Regions from separate parts of the Mus musculus genome. Here regions 1, 3, 4 and 5 are each linked to region 2. A link is a loop called in an ENCODE intact Hi-C map of the cell type or tissue named here. Cell type or tissue: heart. All regions are shown on one strand.

Region 1 (5,000 bases), 1.2 Mb before region 2:
GCACTTTCAGGTAAGTACTTTATGCACCTACTAATGCTAATGCTCACAACCGTCCTATAAGGTCCTAGGCAAGGGGAGATTTTGGTCATAGTGTAGTGAAGGAAATCCAAGGACAATGTGTGATCCCAGCATCAGATGTAATTGTCAACAAGAGCCTGAGACTGCCCATTCTGAACCGCATGTGAGGTGATGGGAGGACCAAACTCTGATTGATGCTGTTGAGCATCAGTCAAGATCATCAGAGTTTAATATGTAGGCATGTAGTAGCCAAACTCGTATGAATATTCAGTCTCTTGTTAATTTATAAAGAATTAGGACTTAAAAAGGATGCAATCTCACCACGCTATTAGGTTAAGCTCTCCTACAACAAACCAGAAAAAAATGTATTGTAAATTAGGCCATTTTGGAATCCGTGCAATTTAAATGGTTGAGTTATTTTATGTTAGGAAAGTGACTGCACAATATTCATTAGCTAATTTTCATGATGTTTTGTTGTTGTTGTTGTTGTTTTTTTAACACATTGGGCCAAATTACACTTTCAGAGATGCTGACAGAATTTTAATTAACATAATAGGTCTAAATTCAGTTCTTTCTATGGTTGCTTCATTTTGATTCAGGGAGGTGTTGAGCATTATAATTTTCCTTTTTGTAAGGAAGGAAAGCCAGTTTCTGCAGGCTGAATCATGCGCTCACAACCTGCATGAGAATAAGCCCAACACAGGTGTGAGTTTTACCAACGTGAAGTCTAAGCCCTAACAGAGTGGCCGATGGCAGTAAATTATAGCCCCACCTCTCCCTGTATGAAGTACCTCGGCCCCACTCTCTCCCCTGCCCTTACCTGTCTTTTTGTCATCGCTGTTGTCTTATAGAAGTTTACAAGCCTGGAAAAGACAAATATTCGGGTACATTAAACGAATTTGTAAAACATGTACTTTATGAAATATTGTAAGATACATCACATTGTATTGTGTGTATTTCCATTGCAGGTTGTCCCTCCAAAGCATTGCAGAGGCTGACATTGTCACCAGCCCCCAAGGGAAGAAAGCAATAGCATTCATAAAAAAGGGGTCCCAGTGAACTCAGAGTTTATATGCATATGCTTTCTGCTGAAAGCATTGCAGTAATATGAACAACATGTTTTGACCATCTCCTGTCTGAGCCATTTTCCTGTCTGCCAGCTTCCAGGATCATGTGTGATTGTGTAGCAGCACAAAAACCAAATTCTAAGGTGCCTGCAACATCTTACAGCTATTACCTCTGGTCGTGTGGATTTGTGGTTTAAGAAAAAAAAAATATTAGCAGGAGCAAGGGGACACTCAGTACTTAACATAAGCAGCTGTTAATTATAAAACCACAGTCATTTGTATTTTACTAAAAATGTTGATATGACTCTCAAAGAATTTTAAGAAAGCCATTAAATCCCTTTCATCTCTGCATCTGATTTCTACACTTGCCACTTCCTTCTCCCTAAATAATCCCTACTCTCCCTTTTGAGTCCTATTAAGGATCATAAAAACCAATAAAATATCTTTTTGGAGAAAGCCAAAATGTATTTGAGAGAATTAGGGTTGATTAGGGAGATGCTATACTAGATATTATCGCAAATTAGTTCTGTTAAATATGGAGAGGTTGAGCGTTCTGTACATCTCTCTGCAATAAAATACATGGACACGTGTGTGCTCACACATGAGATCCACTGACACAGAGAGCTGCTGGCACCGATCCTTACATGTTTAATCACAGCCCTGCTGTAACAGAAAGAACAGGTTGGTCAAGGATGGGAGGATTTTCTGTAGAAGCTGGAGACATCAATGCACTGTAAGATATTATTTCTTGTCTTCAAGTCTGTCTTTTATTTTGTTTACACAACAAAGTTATTATGCTAATTATGTAGTAATATGCCGCCCCTGAGGACATTCCACGTTGATAGCATCTACTTTAGGATGCAGATTGGGAGCCAATATGTGATTATTGCTATTTCAAAATGATTTGATCACTGCAACAATTTTTCATTCAGAGGGAGTTCTCTGGCTGTACAGCCTTGGTATGGATTTAACAGCACAGTGCAGAAAAAATAATCAGGAGAGTTTGGGGGATTTTTAAAAATGTTCTTCTCAAAGAATATCAATAAATAATATTTTGGAATAGTGAGTCAAGACTAAGCTGTGTATGTGTGTGTGTTTGTACTCTTTCACATGTGCACGATGGAGTGCGGTTGAAAACTCATGTTAATATGTATACAACCTCACTAGGGGGAGCTCTTGGCTGGCTGTTCAGTAGCCTGACCATTGTCTGTAGGAGACAATTTTTCTTTGTTTGAAAATTTACAAGTCATCAATGAAAATGCCACAAATACAGTAGAAGTTTAGGGGGTGGTCACACCACTGGGTTTCAAATCGGGATTTAGGTGAGGAAGGGAAGTCAGTTTCTTCCGTGCTCCCTTTCCCCAGCCATTCTATAACTGCATCCCATCATTTGACAGGTTTCAGAGCTGCTGCAAGTATCTCTCTTTGCCATAGGGCTTTCTGCAGTCTGCTCCTTCTGGGAGTCTCTCCACTGATACTTGGCAATAACAATGAAGATTTTGCAAAGGCCAGGTACTCAGATCAATTAACTAAGCAATGCTCCAAATGTGATCATAGTACCGAACATTATAGTGTTGCTTTAAAACTGGGAACTTTGTGATTAGAGATGCAGACGATCCAAAGAATTTTGGGGTGGGGTGTTAATCAACCGAAGAAATACAAATATTTGTAAAATTTTCTTAAGACAATTACTTTTGGAAGCAAAGCAAAATATGCCAGCCCTAAGGGAACAGTGTGACTGGCTTGGGCAATTCTCATTTTATTATCCTTACTCTGAAAACTCCAATCTCTCCCTCTCCCTCTCCTTCTCCCCCTCCCCCACCTCTCTCTCTCTCTCTCTCTCTCTCTCTCTCTCTCTCTCTCTCTCTCTCTCTCTCTCTCTCTTGTGTGTGTGTGTGTGTGTGTGTGTATCTTTTTAAATCAGAGGAAAAAGAAATAAAGCCAAGTGCCTCTTTCCCTACCATGTTCCTTTCCTTTTTTCTCTACTCTAATGACATTTGGCAGGCTCGGCTGTGTAATGCTCGACTGGTTTTATTGTTGTCTGTTCCCAGTGGGGAATAGTTGACACTGCTCTCTGTTTTCAATTGATATCCATTTTCAACAATATTGCTTTCTATTAGATTCCTGCACAGTTTGTGCCAAGCAAACTGAATATTTACTGGGCTGACCTCAAACCCTTCAAATCAACAAACACTAGAATAAGCAAAAGTATGCATTTTAAAGATCAAATGTTTCTGAATGCTCTTTACAAAATTATTATTTTTAAATGCACCTTGAACTGCAGATTAAATAATATTATGGTATTGCCTCTGTTAGCCCATTTTATTTATTTACTTTCACATGTTAAGTAATGGTATTAAATGTTAAAACACAGTTGTATATATTACTTAGTGAAGGATAATAACAATTCAATAATTTCGTATTTAGCAGACTCCCCTTTTAAGCAATCAAGCATTTTTGGCCCATTACCTTTTAGTGTACACATAGTTTGTAATATCATATTGCATAGGACAACTGAGTTCGACAAAGCAGAAGATGGACAACCACTCCAAGCTTCTTTAGTGCCGGGAGGTTCTGAGTTAGAATTGGAAAGCAAATCCTTTAACCATTGAAAGCCAAATAGCCACTGAATGACATGAATATTTCTAACATCTTTGCTTCACTGTGCTAACCAAAGTTGTCAGAATCTTAATCATACATGCTACCCATCTATTACAGTGCACCAGGCTATAGGGGACAGGTAGGAAATAGACAGCCTTTAATTTTGGAGAAAATCAAGAAAAGGATTAGAAAAGAAAGGGATTTCATATTTTTGAGAAACACCTCGAAACTATTGTCATTTAGCCAAATATGCCTAGTTTCTCTAAAAAACAAAAAGAAAAACAAAAACCAAAGCTTACTGTTCCACCCTTCGGCTGAAGCGGACTATAATCGGATATGTCTACATAAAAGCCTTTGGTAAGTTAAGGTAGCTATTGGCTATTCAAGCAAATAATCACAGGCAGTGACAACAGAAGTACAGAAAGTGCTAACAAGTATTGTGGTGTCTAAAAGATGCTCCATAGATTTGGCTCCCTGGGACCCATGTAAAGGTAGTGTGCACTTGTAACCCCAGCTCTGGGAGAAAGGAGATTGGAAGACTGTGGGATTTTGCTAGCCAGCCAGTATAATGGAAACAACAAAAGGCAGTTTTAATAAGAAAAACTCTGGCTTCCAAGTAAGGTGAAGAAAAATAGAAGAATCTGAAATGTGCCTCTGACTTTTCCTTAGACTGAGATCTCTCTCTCTCTCTCTCTCTCTCTCTCTCTCTCACACACACACACACACACACACACACACACACACTTGCATGTGTGCTTGCACACACACACATGCGTGCACAGACACATACACAAAACACAAAGGGAGAGAAAAAAGATTATAGTGAAAATACAGTCTTTAATGATGTGCACATGACCATGGCTATGACATTACAGAAGATAACCCATTGGGTGAAGTTTGAATCCAATTCATAAGAAAAAAAGACAATGAACCAAAGGTCCCACTTGCAGAGACTGACTTCTCTTTCCAAGCTTGCATTCTTTCTTTCTTTCTTTGTTTTTTTTTCCTTTTTTTTTAAATTTTATTTTATTTTCGAGGCAGGGTTTCTCTGTGTAGCCCTGACTGTCCTGGAACTCACTCTGTAGACCAGGCTGGCCTTGAACTCAGAATTCTGCCTGCTGCTGCCTCCCAAGTGCTGGGATTAAAGGCTCCAAGCTTCCTTAATTTTTTTCCCTTTCCTAATATTTATTCAGTCTGAACCAACCACCTTCTTTCTCTTGATGCAGAACCTGATGTCTTCTTACCATTTCTTGAGCCCACTGTGCCTGCCAGCACCTTAGAACCAAGCAGTTCCAACAGTGCGTTGTTTACCCT
Region 2 (5,000 bases):
TCTAATAAATTCCTGTGATTTGGGTAATTTCTTTTTAAAATGTGCAGGGTTAATTCCTGGGAGTGGCAAAGGGCCTTTTTTTCTTTTTTTTTTGCTGTTGTGTGATAAATTCAGATCCATGCTCCATTCGTGGTTGTTTTTGTAGGCAGCAGGAATTGTTTCTGGGTTAGATCTTGGAAGAGACAGAGAAAGGAAATAAATGCCAGAGAGTGAGAGGAGACTGTTCTATTGATGCTCCAGGCAGTTCTTACGGAAGTTGATATGCAGAACCATGGAGCCAAGACTTCAGGGTCAGGCTTCTACCCGGCAGCATAGCTTCCTTGTTTAATTACCTGAAGAGCAAAACAGTCAGCCTGGGAATGTGTGAAACCCCAGGATCTCCTGCAGCCTCCTGGCCCTCTGACATCCTTCAAGGCCAGTCCCATGGGTCTGGCTGGTTCACGCCTGGGTTCCTCTCTCTCAGGAGGCATTGTGTGCAAGAGGGTTTGGCTGTGAAGCTGAGATCTCTGCCAGTGCCTAGACTCCTGTTCATTCCTTCTGGTCTGTATTGACAGATAGATTTGGCTTTCCTCTTTCTTCAACGAATTTAAACATGTGGCTCTTTCATTTTGAACCTCTGGCCTTGCTATGAAACAATCCCTGTCCCTCCAACACATTAGCTAATGGAAGAGTGGCCTTAGTTTCCTGAGAACTCATTTTTCAGCATTGTGTGATCACATCCTGTGTGTTGCTATTATGGGGTCAGACTCACTCATAATAATTTAGTGTGCAACTAACAGTTCTGAGATGGTTTATTTATTCATACATGAAAACAGAATATCCTGTTTTTAAAAGAAAAGTTATAGGATTTTCGAGATGGGGTCTCCCTCTTTTTTCCTTGGAATCTGAATATAGTGTTAACATTTGCAGCAGGAAGGGGCACACATGCTTTGATGGAGCAGGAGGTGATGAGAAATAATATTGGTTAGCAATATGTCTAGCTTTGGGGGCGTTGCATAGGGAAAGTATTCTAAGACTTGCTTGGCGAGAGAGCCATTTGGGAGACCTCCTGGCTATAACAAGATGCTACCTTCCCCAGAGGAAGTCTGACAGCTTCTTTATCTGTCCTGCTGACTGAAGTGTCCTCCCTGTGGGTGGGGAGCAGGGATGCTGCTAGTTTTTCCGTCAAACATCAGTGGAAAGTGTGACTTCATGTCTAGTAATTTGGTTTGTCCAACTACTTCCGTAGGCTTCTGTCTTGCAGTCTGAAGGACATTTGTCCTTTACTGGAACGTGTTTGCCTACATAAAGTACAAATAAGAGTTGTGGGCATGTAAAAAGAGTGTTTTTTTCCGCATATATTTTGTATTTTCATTTATTTATTCACTTTACATCTCAATGCCCATCCCGCTCTCCTCCCATCCCCCTTCCCTCAGTTCTTCCTTTACCCCTTCCACTTTCCCTCTGAGAAGGGGAAGCCCCCCCCCCCCCTTGGGTATCACCCACCCTGGCACATCAAGTTTCTGTAGGACTAGGTGCATCCTCTCCCAAGTGTTCTTTTGGTGAATTCACAAACATAACTCCACTCCTGGCAATGAGTTCTCTACACTGCTTTTCCCAAAGTGATAAACATGTTGGACTTTGTAGAGAAGTTTCATGGGAATTATTAGAAAAGCAGCTTTGTATTCATATAATATTTATGGAAATAATATGTGTTTGAATATTTGTATACTGCGCCATGGGCAAGTGTATAATCATTTAACTAGCTGGTCTAGCCTGGTGTACCTGGCGACTGACCTGGCCTGGTGGTCTGTTGCTCACAGGCATTAAGCACCTGTGCCTGGTGCACCCTCTCTGCAGGTTTGCTCCTGTCTATTTATGTAGCATCCTCCTGCCTTTCCTTCAGAGTTTTTCTTCACCATCAATATGCACGTGGAGAAAGTAGTATAAAAATATACTTTTAGCCACTGTCAGTGTTCATAACTCACTCTCTACAAACAGACTCTTCACTAAAGCCCCACCCTGCCTCCTGAGCTCCCCAAGTTTTGCTAGGTTTTATCACCCGACCCACCCCCGACCCCCCCATAGTTTTTCAGAATGCAGGTGAGAACAGCCCAGTGCTATTATCAGCAGGGCACTGAGTTCACTAAGAGAGGACTGAGAAAGACTGAAAGACAAATGGCTAGTTGTGGTTTTCAGGTGAGCTTGCTCTGTTAATCTGGGCTGAAATGGACAGGAACAGGTGGTGTGGCGGAGGAGAGGATGGGTAGGGGTTGCTCTGGCCAAGAGCAGGTTGCCAGCTGGGCCAGTGATCTAGTTCTGTTGTCAGTGTACCCACAGCAGTGGAAAAGGGACCTTTTCACATAAAAGGCAATCTTGACAAACTTTCTGAAAACGTTAATGAGGTATAAATGAATAATCTTAGTAAGTTGAAGTGCTGAATTTGCTAAGCGAACTGAGCTGAGGTTCAAAGATTTGAAGCGCTACTGTATTTTCTATATTCCAATATACAGCAGTGTGGTGGGGCGGATGGGTGCGAACGCCGCTGGAGTCATTTTGTCTTGGTGCTGTAGCAGATGTGCTATACTGGGACCTCTGGACAGAGAAAGCACAGTTAGGGATGGAATTTGGTAATAAAACTCATTCTAGCTAAAAGTGGGTTTTTCTTTTTAAAGTTTGAATCTACATACAAATGTAACAAATTAGTGTATGTGTATAGATTTGAAGAATTTGCAATATGGAGAAAAGGTGATGGGAGTTTGTTAGAGATTAAAAAGTGCTGAGGAAAAAAATATGATCAGAAAAAAAAAATGTGGGCTCTTGTATTGCTGTGTCCTTGCTCCACCTGGTGGATTTTGCTGAAAGTGTTTAAGTCTGTGTTAATGAAAAGAATTAACCACTACACAGTTCCTCTGAGCATAGCAAGAGTCTTGTTGGTGTTTAAAATATTCCTATGTTTATGGTTTTTGTTCTGTAATTTCATTGCATTGAAAGAAATGTATATTATATAGAATCCATGTGGTTCAAACATATGTATGTTCGTTTTCGGAAATTTGGAATATTCCGAAAGTAACCCTCACATGAAATCCCCCTGCATAGGGCCATCATTACCAGTTCCACACTTAGTATTACTTATTCTGGAGCCCCAGCTGGTTCCGATCTTGCTCTGTAAATTAGCCTGGATTTGAACTTGTTCCACTCCTCTAAGCCTCTACTATTGGATTGGTTTTAAGGATAGATGTTATCAGAAGAGAACCAGCTTGCATTTTCGCTGATTTAAAAATACGTTGAATGTTTACTACTAAGTCAAAGAATGATGACAGGCATCGGGCTGATTATAATCATTTTTGCAGAACTGCTTCTCAGGCTCAAAGGTGGTGGTGTGTCAGTGTTTAGCAGAAAGGTTTTTTTCTCATTGAGCTTCATGTCCAAGACACAAAGGTAGAGACTAACGGTGCCTTATGCATTCATGGGGTTGGTAATATCTGTTGTTTGCTGGCCTTGTACAGACTGCTTTCTCTGGCAATCTTAAGAATTCAGTTGTGCTTTGATCAGCTTACTGCTTTCCTTAGGTTATTATTATTTTTTTAATCCCTTAGATTCTTACATCGCTGTAACAGAAGGTGAAGTTTTGAAAACAGTGTCTCCATATGCAAGGGATTTGGAGACCTTTTTATTGTCTTTAACACTGTCATTCATGGTCCTCATTAGCATTTATTGTTGCAAGCCTACAAGCAGAAAATGTGAAATTGGTATGTCATGAATAGCCCCACAGAGCTCTGGAGCCCTCTGATTTTGCCTGCAGTGTGGTGTGGGCTGGGCTTTGAGGGAAAGCTGTCCAGATGGCTGCCTGCACACAGCAGAGCTGCAGGTTTTTGTCTCTGGTGCTGAGAGGAGGGGAAGTTCACTGGAGCATACGCCATCACCCTTGCATTTTAACAAAACTAACTAGCCATTAGTCAAGATGGGAGGGTGATGACATCGAGACAAAGGTTTTCCATATAGTGTTACAAGCTGTGTCACAGGATAGGGCTGAGCTGCTAGGTACCTTCTCTTTTAACCCAGTGGGTTTTGTGGTTGGAAAACGAGATGGAAATGGTAACTTCTTTGCAAATTGGTGTGCAGGTGGGTCTTTTACAGATCTCTTTTTTAAATTTGTTTAAATTGGAAGATGATATTTTATGCTAAAAGAGTCTATAAAGCTAGGATTCCTCACTAGGGCTAAGAACCTAAGTGTTGTTTTATTTAAAAGCTGAAAAGAAAGAATTTAGACCATTTTTCCTGCAGAGAAATCTACTTTTAAGAACATTAGTACATTTAAGTCTCATTTACATAAAATAATGTTCAACCAATGTGTGTTAAAAACAGTTTTCAGATTTTAGAATTTCTTAAATGTTAGGTCTGAGAGTCAAAAGTTGTCAATTATAAAAGATATACAATAATAAATATACTGTGCTAGTATAAGATCATGGCCACTATTATAAACAAATAATAATTACAGATACAGGTTCTATTTTCTGTTAGCAAGTGATATTTTTGAGATTTCATTTTGCACAAATACTAGTAAACCTACACAGTGTGCACATAATAACAGACATATTTGCTTTCATATGCGGAGTGTGTATATATTTGAGGTTTTCTTCTTTTTTTCTCTTTCTCTTTCCTTCTGTTTCTCTCTCTGTGTCTCCCTCTCTGTCTCTGTTTCTGTCTCTCTCTTTTTGTCTCCCATTCATAAAGTCTTACTGTGCAGTTCTGACTGGCCTGAAACTTGCTATGTAGACCAGGCTGGTTTCAAAAATTCAGAGATTCACATGACTCTGTCTCCTGAGTATTGGTATTAAACATAGGCATCACCCTACCCACTGGATAACATATGTTGACCAGAATTCAAAATAAAATACATTGCTACATTGCTTCAAAAACTGCCAAAATGATTGTCAGTGCATATGTATGTATGTATGTATGTATGTATATATATGGAGGAAAATGCCACAGAGATTGGCTTATTAAGAAGACATTAT
Region 3 (5,000 bases), 870 kb before region 2:
CATGTTGCCATGTTCCCAGCCATGATAATAACAGACTAAACCTCTGAACTATAGGCCAATCCCAATTAAATACCTTCCTTTATAAGAGTTGCCTTAGTCCCAGTGTCATTTCAGAGCAATAAAACATTAACTAAGACGCTCACCTAGAAATTTCAGGGTTTCTTCTGCCTTGGTTTTCTACATGCTGAGAACATGAGCAGTGCCTTTCAATGTATATATTGCCTGTCTCTAAAATGTTATTTATTTGGCAGTTTGGATGTTGGTGGCATATATATATATATACATATATATATATATATATATATATATATATATATATGCATACCTTACATATGCACACCTTGTGTATACACACACACACACACACACACACACACACACACACATATATATATATATATATATATATATATATATATATATATACACATACCTTGTATCTATGCAGGAATTACAAGGGTTGGAGCAGAAATATAATATACAAAATAAGTAATGGAGGTCTAGATAAACAGGTACAAACTCTTCTAGTCAAAATGTAGGAAGTATTAAGTTAGTTGGAGACAATATTTTTAGCATAATTATTTTAAAAGCTACTTTGTAAGGCTACTTTGTAGTAGTTATTATATACTCTAAAGTGGCCAGTGCCACTTCATATAGCAGTAAATGCTTATGCAATAATGTAACCTAAGCAAGCTCATCTCCTAAGGATATTCACAGTAAGAAATTCAGCGGCAGATTCTCATTATTGGCTGTTCTTTGCTTATAGAGCACAGTGTTTTCTACTGGATGTGTGACAAAATAGAAAGGTGCAGAGTTCCAGCAATCAGAATAAATGCCTCAAACATCTGCAGCTATACATATGTGGAGCATACAGCTGTGTTTATTTCAAAGATAACACATTTACATGCCTACAATACATTTACTTAAATGTATATTTTATGCATGTGAGAAATTCAAACAAGGGCATTTTCTCTATGTGAATATGCATTTGAAAAACGACTCACATCTATTCTCCACATTTATTTAAAGCTAACAGTATTTATTTATACAATATACTTATTACTACACAATCATAACTCTTTCAGAATAAAACATTTTTAAAAGATTAAAGAAACTTAAATGGGAGCATAGGTCACACACAATCAAGAAATCTTTGGGGTGGAGTTATTCATAGTTCAAGCTTTAAGAAGAATTTGGAAATTCAGCAAGATTAGAAAATAAAATCATTTGCCACAAAATATATTCCTTCTATTCCAAAAATTTTGTCACAACATGGTGTCCATTTTATTTGAACAAGGAAGCATATATGTTGGGACTTCACTATTTCCTCTCTCCTCCAAGCAACACACATATACAATCCTCATTAAGAACATTTATTTAATGTCATTGAATTCTATCTTTGTTTCATTTTAAAGATCCTGAATACCAGAAAATGATCTAGCAGTACAGAAAATAAAATCACATTTTGGGTTTCATTTCTCAATAAGATATCATGGGAGACTTCAGAGATATCTATTTATATGTGCCTACATTCTTTTTGTATGATGTTTTGCCTTTTACAAACTTTTGTAACACTTGAAGGGATATTATTATTATTATTTTAATATTTTATTTTTTAATTTCTGTCATGTAGTACATCTCAACCACAGCTTCCCCTTCCTTCCTTAGATCTCTTCCTCCATTTCTTCTTCAGAAAAGAGCAGGCCTCCGAGAGACAACAGCCAAACTGGAAAAAACAGTATACAGTAACACAAGGTGAAATCTCTTAATTTGAAGTTGGACAAAAAAACCCAATAGGAGGAAAATAGTTTTAAAAGCAGGCAAAAGAATGAGAGACATGCTGGCTCCCACTGTGTGGAGTCTCAGGAGAACACAGCAAGTCATAACAAATGCAGGGGACCTGGCATGGACCCATGCCGCAGGCCCTATGCGCTCCACACAGACTAACTGTGAACCTATGTGAGGCCCGCTTAACTGATTTGGTGGGCCATGTTCTCCCGCAGTCCTCCATCCCCTCTGACTCCTACTGTCTGGGTTTTAAATTTAGTTTATGTCAGTATAAAGAGAATCACTCTTTGTTCAGTGGCTTGTTCATTTATTAAATAAACTCACCTGCTTCTAGTCTGGAAGCAGACTATGGATAATAATACTACTTCCCAGGAGGTTTTGTCGGGATTGTAAAAGCATAATTTAGAGAGCAGTCGGTGATCAAAACCATTCCAAATGTTAAATAACTCAATATTGTCTGCTCCTGTTTTACAGATGCGAAAACTAAGTTCCCGAAACAGGCCTGCAATCACAGTCGTTTGTCACCTTTCAGCAATTGCTTTCCCTAAATTGACTCTCTTGTTAAAAGTTAAAAATTAAAATAAAAGTATCTTATCCTACCCTAAGTCCTGCTCCTTGAATCTCTTTGAATGTGTTTCACTGTTGGAATGTTTTCCTAAGGATATGACTAGATTTAGGTGTTTGTGTGTAAAAGGTGGAAGTGGTCACTCATTAAAATAACTTTTGGTTTTCGTTTTATGTTTGTGAAAAGAAGTCAGGCTCCTTTCTGTTAATGTCTGCATCCTAGGAAGTACTGAAGCTCTAAGGTGTAGAAATGATGGACCTAAGAGCACACACAGTCCTGGAGGCTCGCAGGGAAGGCCTAGCCAATCAGAGTGTAGACTGAAGGCTGGCCCCGCCCCTCCTCGTCTGGCCCTCCTGGAGTAGGGGTGTGCGGCTCTTCGTCCCGCCCCTGCCTCTGAGTGACAGCAGCGTGGACAGCTGCCCACCCGGCCGGACCCGCAGTTGGGCCGCCCTCGCTGGGCAATGCTGAGGTGTGTTTCCGGCGAGGGCTTGGGGGTTCGGGGTCACAGTTCTCTTGATGCGGGCCCAGGGCTGGAAACGCGCTTTCCCAGCGTCTCCCAGCCCCGTGGAGACTGTAGATCTGGCCTGGGGAACAGCCCCAGGCGCTGGGCCTGAGCATCCGGAGGCTCCTCCAGGGGATCTGGGCTCCGAGCCCAGCAGGGAGACCTCCTTTTCGACTGTTTTGGCTTCTCCGGCCCAGAGAGAATGGCCAGACTGGGGTGGGCGTGGCCGCCTGGGTTGCCGAGCAACGCGGGTGCGCCCTGCCAGCGTGTCCTAGTGCTCCAGGACCTTGCAGAAACTCTCAGTCCCACCCACTTCCCCAGGTTTACCCTAGGCTGGGGATTAATTAGCTTGCTGTGCTGTCCACTAATTTGAGAGGCCTCCTTGTAGTTACAGGTGACTCTAGTTTCTACTAATCCTGCTTAGGCCGCCGCCGCCTCCTGTGTTTTAACTCCGATTTACTCTTTCCTGTTTCCCTTTTATGGGAACAGTCTTGTAAGCCAAAATATTTGTAGAGTTGCTTTATTGGTTAGTGGTAGTGGTGAAGTGGGGTTACTTTTTCTGATGTTTAGTGAATCCCCGAACCCAAACGATGTTGTATGTGGATATGCTCTGTGATATGCTGTCTTTCACTTAACCTAATGTAATGAACTTCCTCTGGAAGTTGCAACTCATTACAGCAAGGACTTTCATATGTGATTTTCCTTGCAGTCTATTGTGAAGTATGTTAAACTTCTAAGCACTTACTATTGAGTCCATATTTAATGATCAACTACAAGATAACACAGATAAATACTGCAAACATCTTCTTCCCTCATATCTTTTGGCCCCACATGATTCAGAAGAACAAACATTCTATAGGAAAACACAGACAAGAAGGGAGCTGGCTTTAATTTTCCATGCCAGGGTTCCAGTGTAAATCCTCAGGAAGAGAGTTTCTCTTGGCCTGCTGTTAACAGTGGCCCTCAGTAAGGAAGCCCCTTCGTTTCCCTTAGTTGAGAACCTTCAATCATCTCATCTATAAAGTTCTCAATCTAGTATCTATCCTAGCAGGATTGATTTAAAAGTATAATTACAATAGTGATCTGCAGTAATCCAAGATGTTATTGGTTATAATGTCCGTTTGTTCTTATCTTAGGGTATTTTTAAATGTTCTTGACTTTCCTCATTTCTTTGGCTAGTAGAGTGGTGAGGATTATGTCCATCCATCTTTCCTCGATTAATTCATTGTTACTGCTTAGGTAGCACACAAAGGGCCTTGCATAGTTTATCTGCCCTTAGTATTAGTCCCCCACCACCCAAGAATACACAGAGAAGGGGTTGTGGTTTTGTAGGGGCTCTTGGAGATATTAGGAAATGTTCGTGTTAAATCTAATAATGTCCAGTTTTTGATGTCACCATTTTGAGATGCCAGAGAAAGCTTTGAGTAATCCTGTAGATTGGGCAGCATTTAAATAGGAAGTGGAAGCTTTATCGAGACCACCATTTTCCTTTAATTTAGGACACAATAATTACTTTCCCCCATGTCTCACTAAGGAAAACTTGGAGCAGAGTTTTTGTTTTGTTTTTTAGTTTATTTTTTTAACTCTTTCTTTCAAATAGCCTTTAACCCCATTTCACTATCCAAATAAGGTCATCACAATTTATCTCATTTTTACTAACAATCAACAGAAACATCGAATGTTGAATAACTTGTTACTTTGTTTCAATGTAAGCCCTTGATCATGTCTATGAAAGAACATTCAGGAGAAGAAAACGTAGTGCTATAGGACAGTGTTAAATTGTACTTTGAGATAAATGTTAAATGTGTAAAATTTCTTCTGCATCAGTCCTCATTTTGGACAAATTAACAAACAGAGTCTTATTATGGTAAGTTCATGCAACTGTAAAATCATTACCTGACTCTTTCTTACAGCTCACGTTTTAATGTACATAAAATATCCTGGTTGCTTTCAGTTTCTGGTAGCTGTAACGCTCTGTCTGTTCCAGCAATGCCCCAGTTCCTGAATAATGACTCGGAGGCTTATTATTTAATACTAGATGTCTAGGCCTTAAGCTCTTAAGAGTTGTTTAAACTAGCCAACTACCTCTTAACTCAATTATCCTGTTGATACTATTCTATGTCTGTTACATGGCTGGTTACCTCT
Region 4 (5,000 bases), 1.0 Mb before region 2:
GGTCAGGTTGGATTCTGCGGGTCATTTTAAGTGTTCACAAAAACAGCCTGTGAATTTCCGTTTAGGTCTCTCCAGAAGATGACCCAAGTGTCTTTATTGCAGGTTCCTTGGGGGTTTTGCTTTTGTAGCTCTGAGAGCACTTATCTGCTAGCACTGAATAAGATTACAGATCTCAATCCCTCGCTGCCCTTCTAAGGCAGCTAATGAAATCAGAGCCGCTGTGTTTCATCTGCCCTTCTAAAGTATCACAGGAGATAAGATATCAGGGCTTCCCCCAAAGCAAACACAAAGAAACACTGAAGGATGAGAACACAACACAGGACAGGCTAACCTGTGCCTCTAGCTTACCTGTTAATTAACCAGAGCCACAATCTGATCATATGTCATGAACAAGAGCAGGAAGCAAATAAATTCTAGTCACTTCAAATTAGCTCACTCAACAGGCCAGGAGCAAGTTAATTCTTAAGCATTTAATTCAGTCAATTGGCACTCAAACGAGAAGAGGCAGAAAGAAATGGTAGGATCTTGGCGAGGCTGTTAACCTGACCCACCCTCACAAGAGTACAATAACATGTATCAGTCTTTTCTCCATTCTCTAGGATTGTGTGAGTATACATTTTTGACTGGAAGCTTTTTGATCTATTGTGTTCTAGCCCTACGGGGTATACTATTGCCATCCCCTCTCTTCCCCTCCCTACCACACACTTACTTGGACAATCTGCTTAACATATTGCACCTTCATTCTACACTTGTAAAATGAAGCTACAGCAGGAGCAAACTTCACAGGGGCTAAGACTTATAAGGGCAGCTAAAGCACTTACCAAATACGGACAGACACTGGTCAGCACATCTATGTCTGCACGCTCATGCTTCACACTGAAGCATAGAAATGTAGGAGTATGGATTCTCTGCAGAGCCCTTGCCTTTAGTCAGCCATGGGACTGACTGTATGGAAAGTATACTTCCTGTATAGAAAGTAGCCCTATATTTTCATGGATTGATGTCAGCAACTGATTAGACGGCATCTATTTTCTTAGTTACACTCAAATTAAATACTTGTTATATTTGCCTTTTCCCCGTCTATATTTTTTATGTAACTGATATTGGAATTTTACCCTCTTGATAAGGGAAAAAGTTGCTTCTTCCATTTTCTGTACTTCCGTAATTCCTCTGAGAGCTGCGCCTCTGATTTCCCTTCTGTGAAGTGCCATCTGTGTGCCAGCGATCCTTTGTTGGCTCCTTCTGTGATTCACTGTGACTCTTTATTATTACAACCAGGATGGCCCCCCCCACCCCCTTTCCTAATAAGGAACAGAGTCAACGTGGCTGGGATTACTTTGAATGCTGGCATTTCTTCTGAATACAGTTCTAACTAGATTTGTATTTTTATGCTGTGGGTGGAAATGCCAGATAAGAAGAAACAGATGAAGCCAGATGAAAGGGTGAGATGGAAGGCGGAGGTCAGTTATGTGGACTTCCTTAGGTGGGACATTTGTTGCAGAAATGGCAACCAGCTCTTTAAAGAAAAATACATTGGAGTTCAGTACCATTAACAATAGATAAAGGAAGGGGGCAAGCAGCTACTTGGCGTTAATCTCACCCCGCACAAATAATGGCACCAGTGACATTTGACCATGTGACAGATGAGTGAGTGGAGAGCCTGGGGACTCTGATAGTGACAGTTTTCTTTTTTTGCCCTTGTAAATTATTCAGCATTGGCACAGCACTGGGAAAACACAAACTTGAGAAAGGGTGAGGGAGACAAGGAATTCTATTGCAAATGAGAATGGCGGCTGACAAGTCCATTAAAAAACAACAGACCAACATTCAAGCTGCATCTGCTGCCTTCAAAATGTCCTTCAAAGGTTCGGTTCACTAACCTCTTTTAGACAAGCAAGAAGGTAGCAGAGAGGAGAGGATAGTTCCCACTGGAAGCATTCCACATTAGTCTCTCTTCCCAGTGTGTCTGCGTCATTATCAGAGATCGGATGTTACTTCTCTTAAGGTCACATGTGGTATTAAAGCCCTAAGTCCCAGCCATACATTTCCATTGCAGTAATTGCAATCTGTTGGCATAAATGTGCCTTGCTGTTTTGGGTTAGTGTGACTGCCTTCCAACCCTGTCTCTCTTATATATTGAAGCTGCCACTCCAGTAGAGGTGGCTTTCCAGAATGTGATAAAATTTCATAGGCAAGCTATAAAAATGACATGCCACACTTGGGGGGGGGATACAGAAGATATTGTATTTCAGTGAACTTTATCATCTCTTTTTTCTCTACTTAGAAGGGAAATTGTGAAGCCTTCCATCTCAATAACCCAGCTGAAATGGAGCCTCATAGAGGTCTCTTGAAGGGAGTTGTAAAGAGATTCTGATGTCTGAGTAGACCAGTTGTACTGCCCCAACCTTCTTTCCCACAAACATCTGCTGTGCAGCTGGAAGACAGAGAAATTGATGTTTTTACATTGGTTGTCCAGCAAGGGGGGCTAGAAACTACAGTTCCCTTTCTGTTCAAATCAATTCCCCTCTGGTACATACTGCTAACGAAAAATCATTGGTAACATCTTGCCTTTGTATAATAGATTTTATGTGACATTTTCAAAATATTTTACATTAATGTGTGGAGCTTCCCCTGGCAAGGTATAATAAGGGAGTACTTCATCTCCATTTTCTAGAAGGGGTAAATGATACAACAGCAGGCTTGGCAAGGAATAAATCTGCTGCAGCACTGTGGATGGCCCCCAGATGTTCTACCCTCTGCCCCTCCTCTGCCTAGCTTTAACATTCCTTGTCCTCTGTTTCCACTCTACAAAGTCTGACCTGTGCGAGCCCTGTCCTGCTAGGAAACAACATAGAAGGTGGAAGGACCACCACAGATGTTTGTGTGTTTTCACTTACTCATTTGCAGTGATTGGACCATCGCCTTCTGCCCATACAGAGCAGAGTCCTCTCACTTAGGCTCCTGTGAGTCCAGCATCTCTGAAAGCTGAACATCTTTTATTTGATATTACGTGGGTCTGCAGTGTAAAGCTCCCATAATTTCAGGCTATGGAATTCCGTTTTGTAGTATCTACTTCCCTCCCCTCCTTATTCACCCATACCTTCTCAACCACCCCAAGTTCACCCATCACCAGATTAAAGAGCTTCCATGGTAACTCTGATTATCACTCACTATTATCTACTGTGACTTAGGTTAAGCCAAAAGATGTAAAGGTACATCTATGAGAAGGCAGCCTACCAGACCAAAATACCAAGAACAAGACATACCACATGCCAGAACCTCGATCCAGAAGTCTGTGATAAACAACACTTTGGGTTCTTAAGATGATGTAAGAAATTAACTCTGCCCTCTTTACTTCCAATAAAGTTGATACTGTGGGTCTCTTTCTATCTGTGTGTCTCTTTGGTCTCTATGGAGAGCCATAAAGAAAATGGTGGTTGTAGAAGAATTCAATGTGCTGTGTAGAATACCATGTAGGACTTAGGAACATAAATAGACCATGGAAGTCAGTCATCGCTTACTTCAAAGCATGAACGTAGTTTGTCAAAGGTTTATGCCTCCATTTATAACCATTTTATGATGCCCCTTCTCGTTACCAGGATTTCTTTTCCTAAAATATCTAACACACAGCTATTTGTATAAGCTAGAATTTAAATTAGGCATATTTTATAAGAAGCTTAGCAATTACTTTTTGTTAAGTATGGAAAACCATGATAGAAAGATTGTACGGGAGGATGCTGGATGCTGGGATTATAGTCCTTGGTTGCAAAATGGCATTCACTGGTATTTGTATCCGATTCAGGGGCTACTGGTGATTCCAGTGTTTGACAGAAATAAGTCAGATATAAAGTATACCATATGACTTCAAATACAAATATTACATTTTACAATTCATCTATTCTCAAAGATGAAGGGAATTTAATTCTATATTATTCAACTTACCATTCCTGAGGTCACACCAGAATGCAGCAAACTTAGAACTTCTTTAACAATAATAATTACATGGCTTTTTGGTTCCCTGGGCCCCTGGTCTTCCCATATAATCAGCAGGCTTCCCTCTGTAAATGAGTTTCTTTGAGTTCCTTGTACACATTCTCTCTGAGAAGTACAGATTCTTAACAGGCCCTTCCTGTTGGTATTTATACATCAGATTCTAGCTAGTTCATATAGCTTTTCAAGTATTGTGTCAGTGTTAAAAGTGGCGCATGTCTTGATTACTCCAGGGTACAGTTAGTCTAAATTCCTTATTATACACTGGAAATACAATTTTAAAATTTGGAAGTGTTAATATTTAGAAAGATAGGGGATTTTGTATTACTACATACATGTATATACTAATATCCTAGATATAAGTATGCTGCTATGCAAATAGATAAAAATAGTCATAATGTCATTTTCTGATGTCTATTTTTATTTTGTTACTCTTGCCCATTTTACCAGTTGGAAACAGATAAGGCACTTGATCCACAAAGGATAAAATTCTTACATTCTTTCCCAATCAAAAAATAAGGTAATTGGTTATATAACTTTATTATAAAACAAAAACTGAAAAGATGTGAGCCTCTTATTTGACAGGTTTCATAGTGACTCTGGCATCTAACTTCATAATCCAGTGAAACACACGTGAAACTTTGAATTAGTAGAATTTAAAAATGTTCTTTAACTCTAAAAGCATAATTAGCCATTTCCTGAACACAATGACAAGTCTACAGAGTTGAAATAGCAACTACCTCAACTAAAGAGACTTCACCTACACTTATGCAGAGTATGCAAACCACAACGGGACTTTGTTCTCTAGAGAAAAAGCCACAAGGGACTTTCCTCTTAAAGTAGTTCTCAAACTAAATTTAGAAAGTGTACCATCCCCATGAATTGTTAATGGAGGTAGAACAATTTTACTGGGAAATAGTCCTATAATGTACTTCATTTTTAAATTTAGATTATACCTGTGTATTAGGGAATCTTGATATTCATTATTTTTGAAAAAGTTCAAGCTTTCT
Region 5 (5,000 bases), 1.5 Mb before region 2:
AAATTGGGAAAATGTCGGGTCTTATGGTAGAATTTATGAAAATACAAAGTAATATGAGTTTCAATATGCTTGAGTATAAGTATTTTCTGGGAAGTGTTACTTTTGCAAAGTTTTTCATTTTGTTTTCAAGTGAAGGAGAGAACCTACGAGCAACACAAATACTCTTATAAAAGGGCAGAGCTTTGCTTCTAGGGCAACAAGACTATTTGATAATTCTGATTATTGATTATCAATCAAATCTCTCCAGCTTTAAACAGAGTTATGGGTTTTGTTAAATAAAAGAGGAACCTGGACTTCCTTGTAAGGCGAGTCTTTATTTGAAAGGGTTATATAAGAGGGGAGGCAGATATTGCAATAGAGAAGATGCTGTGATCGCAGGACTAGGAGGGGTCTCAAGAACTGGAGAGAAGGTATTTCTAAGAGAAGTGAACCAGATACCAAAGCACTGGCTTGGGGATGTGGGATGCAGGAGAGGTGCCTAGGGTAGTAGTGGCAGTAGAGCTGAGCCCGAGTGTGAGTGACAGTCATTTTGTTTGATCAACAGGAAACAGAGATTGAGTTAATCAGCTACCAAGCAAAGACTGGCAATGGAGAGGGTCTGCATGCAGCCTTGCTGGAGCGGAAGTAAACAAGGAACAAAGGTCCTGACAGAAAGTGGCTCCTTACTGCAAGCCCAGGTACAGACCACAGAAAATAACAGGGAGGCTACTTTAATCCTTGTGTCTCCCAAGGCAGAGCTCAGGTAAGATTTGCTCACTTCAAAACCTAGGATGGATTTGGAAACACACCCTGGCCTTTTCATTTACAAAGGGATTAAAATAACAATTTGATGATATTATGGCATTTGAAATTGCTCTTCAGGATTTGTGTGTGTGTGTGTTAATGTAAATTGTTAAAAAACCAAACAGGAACATGGAAGGGAGTCTTTGGAGATAGCACAGTCAGAGATGCTGTTGGCTGCTGGTTTGTATGGTAGCTGACATGCAGGGGCACTACAAACTTAGGAAGGGCAGGAGAAAATCAATCTCTGTACGTTAATCAACAGAAATTAATATTCAGATAGTCTTTCGTAAAAGCAAGCACCCAGTTCACCTTAAGCTATTTGCTTTCCAAAAAAAACCCCGACTATTTACTGAACTTTGAAAAATTTCCTCCAAGTGAAGAACAAAGATAAGACAAGGAAGTTAACAGATACTCAAAGAATTAAGACAAAGCATCAGGTGTTTCATTTTTATATTGTGCTAAAACTAAAAGGACCAGAGAACATGTTCATGATGAATTTAGGTTTTGTTTTGTTTTGATTTGGAAACAAGTAACATTGAAGAGAGTGGCATAGAGAGAGTTGTTGGTTTGATTTCCTCTTTTAGCTGTGTATTTATATTAAAGTCTGATTCCCCTTAAAATATCTTCCCAAATGAAACCATACAATTTTATTAAAATTTCTGAAACTTTTAAATACATCAAAACCAAATAAAAGTGGACTAGGGAGGGGGAACCTTTGGAAGTGTGTGGGCAAATTCATTCCTGAGGGAACATTCCCTGAGGAAAAATAGAAACAATTTGGTCACCCAAATGTTCCTAATGTCACCTTCCTCTTCTCTTAAAGATAAGCCGATGAGACTTAAAAGAGTCAGTGTAGTCATTTTATCTTCTCTACACCAGAAACTCACGACTTATGAAGGAATAAATACTAAGTCACCAATGTTGGCGAAAAGTTGGGTACAGGGTGGAAGTGGTGCTTCTACATCTTTAGCAGGCGAGCTAGAAAACCTGAGGAAAACATGAAGTTCTTAGAAAGTTAACCGGAGAAATTTTTCCTTTGGGCGACCTCAGTGTTCAGGGAAACAATGGCCGTTGTTGGTGGCGCCAGGCTGCCAAGCATCCTGCCTTTCTTTTTCTCTTTTCCCTTTCTGCAGAGTATTGGGGTAAGGATCCTGTTCCCAGCCTCAGCTGCACAACTCAGGTCTTCCCAGGGCACGGGGCAAAGAACGGTTTCCATTGCTATTTCATCGCCAGACAGTAGATGGCGCTGGCTTTCTGTCAAAAGACTCTTCCTGCGCGGTCTCGTGCTGAACCACCTCCGACTTAGGTGCGTTTGCTTTTTATTTGTTTGTAATCACATGTTATAGGCAGCAATTTCACAGACTTATGTAAAATACCCAAACAGAGCTTCCCCAGTTTGGGTAGTTCTGTTGCAGAGGCTTCTTCTTTTTTTTCTTTTTCTCTTTCTGATTTTGATGCCATTGGCTGGGAAAGCTATTTCCCTGTCTTAAAGATTTTCCTTAAATTATGCCATCCTCTGTGAGGCATCGAGAAAGATGCTGCCTTCTGGAAAGGGATTGTAAAGAAAATGCATAAATGACAAATATCTTGTAGCTAAACTTTGGTAGTTTTTTTCAAAGAAACTTTTAAAATTGTATAACCCATTTGATTTTTATGCCTTTAAGTATCTCAATTTCCCTTTAAGCCAGAAGATATCCTTTAATCTTAAAAAAGTGAGCTAAGAATTGGCTTTCTGGAGACAGTTTGCCGTACTCTCTAATACTGTCCCAATAACCCAAAGGGACCATTATACAGCAGACATACACATTTCCATAACAAACAGAACGTATTGCCATCAGAAATGTTTGCCTGCCTTATGTAAAAATGTCAGAGGCAGGGGATGTGGAGATGGCTCAGTCAATCAAGTGCTTGCCGTACCAGCAGGTATGGCAGGAAGGTAGGTTTGATTCCCAGATCCCACGAAGAGGTGGTAAGTGCTGAGGTGTGCATCTGTGATCTCCACTTGGGAGGCAGACACTGGAGGGTAGCTCGGGCTCTCTGGCCTGACAGTCTAGTCAGACAGATAAGCTTCAAGTCCAGTGAGAGATTTGTTTCAAAAATTAAGGTGAAAAGGCAGCAAGATGGTTCAGTGGGTGAAGCACTTGCCACGCACACTTGACAGTCTAAGTTTGTTTTCCAGGTTCCCATGTAAAGGTGGAAAGAGAGAACAACTTCACTATGTTCTTTGACCTCACACACGTGCCATAGCACATGTCCTCCCCCCACCACGGGAATGACTGAGGAAAACATCTGACATTAACTTCTGACTTTCACACTCACATTCATACCCACATGTGCATACACACTTATAGACACAAACACACCATGCACACATACAGTATTACATACACATAAACAAAAATTTTCAATGATGCCCTTCTTGGGAAGTGTTTTTAAGAATTTTCATGAAAACAAATTATGGAGAATTTGAAGAAAAATTATCACTCATAAATACAGATTGTTTTTGCGGCTCCAGTGACTTATGTTTTCCAAATACAATTGCATTTATTTCACTAAATGTAGATTTTAAAATACAAGCTCTCTTTTGTAGAATGGAACAAGGATGGTATTTGACCAAATGTTATTTAAAGCCAACCCCCTAAAGGTATAATTTGGCACAAAGAGAGCTTCATTTATGGTTTCTAAATTCATAATTTACCTCGAAATCATGAATCATACAAGCTTTTCTAAGAAAAGTCTTCTATTTGAAAAACAATCAGCTAATTCTTGGTGCTGTTTTTAAAGAGAATAACCTACATGTATTTGACATATGAGTTAAGTTAAATTTTAATGAGTAATTAGAATTAAAAACACTTAATGGTTGCTGATACAGTTTCTGACCTGGTGGTCTTGAAGAAGGTATAACCTCTGGTGGCATTCACAGCAGGGAGTCAGTCCATGTCTCCATCTCATTCTCCAATTACCTGAATGTCACGGCGCCAGAGCACAGATCCCTCTGACCTGGTGATGGATCTGCGGAGCTGTCAATCCCAGATTTATTGCTTCATTTGGGAATGAACCGTTGCAGATCTTTCACGCCTGGCAGAGGCTGTTCATCGGAGGTAAAATAGAGGCCTACACCTCAAACACCTGTAAGTATGAGGTTGTTCAAGTTCTTTTTATTCTGAATAAGGTTCAAACTTCAAAATGACAACACTAATTTATGTATTTTATCCTAACACTGTATTTTGCTGTCAGGCAACAACCATAGACTTCAAACTTACTGTAGTGAGAAATCGTGTTCATGAGCCAGAATACACAAAGCAGCAGCTACAGTATCCTGCAGCACGTTAGAAGGAGCATCACAAACACACTACCAAATTATTAATTTTGTAGAAGGAAGGCTTTGCAGCAAGTCTTCCTGCAGAACCAGTACAGTACTGCATGCCTTGAACATTGCCCCAACAAGCACACACGGCTGTTGCTCTGTATGTCCAAGACATCGTGACTCTTGCTAATCCATGCTTCAACTGTTTTGTAACTCAGACCTCCATAAGGAAGAACTCAGAACAATTCCTTGGAGCCAGATTCTGTTTTTTTTTTTTTTTTTTTCTACCAAGGAACAAGGCAGAGAAATGCAGTGTTTTACATAATGTTTTCCACTTCTTCTGCTCCTCCTTCTCCATGCTGCTCATAAGCAATCATTCTTAGACAGAGTGGCTTGGCTCAGATGCTCTGTCTCCATTCCCAACCTTCCAGACATATACTATCACCCTTTCTCTAAAATCTCTTCATCTCTGTGTTTTCCATAAAAGTGGTCATTCGAACTCTGTCCTTTCTATTTTTAAGCTATAGATACTAAATTCCTCTTCTAACATGTTTTCTTTTCTATCACTAAAATAAATGCTATGTTTTTTCCATGGAAAAACCTCTCTCTCTCTCTCTCTCTCTCTCTTTCTCTCTCTCTCTCTCTCTTTCTCCATCCATCATCATCTGCCTGTCCATCATCTGTCCATCCATCCATCTGTGTCTGTCTGACTGTCTATGAATGGATGATATAAGCATAGAAGGGTGGCTATGCTATGTGAGTAAGGAGCCAGCGTATGATGGAAGGCAGGCAGAGGAGGACGGACTAGGGCAACAAATATGACAAATGTACTATGTGCATAAACATGCCCAAGTGAGATCTGTGTAGGTGGAAAGTCAGAAAAGTGTTCCCGAGTGTAGGAGCCTGAGCT

The links. Peaks named below come from ENCODE experiments on the same cell type or tissue, not always from the same donor. Only the 100,000 strongest peaks of a DNase experiment are listed, where the experiment ranks them.
Region 1: it touches region 2 in a loop (16-fold over the local background); 19 of 42 quality-filtered maps call a loop at or near these places.
Region 3: a loop joins it to region 2, with 2.7 times the contacts of the local background. A loop is called at or near these places in 2 of 42 quality-filtered maps.
Region 4: it touches region 2 in a loop (3-fold over the local background); 4 of 42 quality-filtered maps call a loop at or near these places.
Region 5: it touches region 2 in a loop (10-fold over the local background); 21 of 42 quality-filtered maps call a loop at or near these places.

What each region holds. Positions count from the first base shown.
Region 1 is chr4:12,536,531-12,541,530 of GRCm38, forward strand. No RefSeq gene overlaps it. Among named protein-coding and RNA genes, the nearest start is that of Gm46846, 360 kb to the left of the region's middle. In heart, a CTCF peak has its summit at 2,255; no DNase peak of the experiment used is centred here; H3K4me3 peaks cover 256 bases; H3K27ac peaks cover 303 bases.
Region 2 is chr4:13,775,216-13,780,215 of GRCm38, forward strand. It overlaps a transcript of Runx1t1 not described here. Among named protein-coding and RNA genes, the nearest start is that of Runx1t1, 7.1 kb to the right of the region's middle. In heart, a CTCF peak has its summit at 2,834 (motif pointing left); no DNase peak of the experiment used is centred here; H3K4me3 peaks cover 180 bases; H3K27ac peaks cover 1,971 bases.
Region 3 is chr4:12,904,117-12,909,116 of GRCm38, forward strand. It overlaps Triqk (triple QxxK/R motif containing), which reads left to right and starts at 2,721. Exons shown (of 5, transcript NM_001171801.1): 1 at 2,721-2,822. In heart, a CTCF peak has its summit at 2,896; DNase peaks (open chromatin) are centred at 2,755 and 3,105; H3K4me3 peaks cover 1,288 bases; H3K27ac peaks cover 1,189 bases.
Region 4 is chr4:12,773,619-12,778,618 of GRCm38, forward strand. No RefSeq gene overlaps it. Among named protein-coding and RNA genes, the nearest start is that of Triqk, 130 kb to the right of the region's middle. In heart, a CTCF peak has its summit at 2,475; no DNase peak of the experiment used is centred here; H3K27ac peaks cover 291 bases.
Region 5 is chr4:12,239,099-12,244,098 of GRCm38, forward strand. No RefSeq gene overlaps it. Among named protein-coding and RNA genes, the nearest start is that of Gm46846, 68 kb to the left of the region's middle. In heart, a CTCF peak has its summit at 2,014 (motif pointing right); no DNase peak of the experiment used is centred here; H3K4me3 peaks cover 320 bases.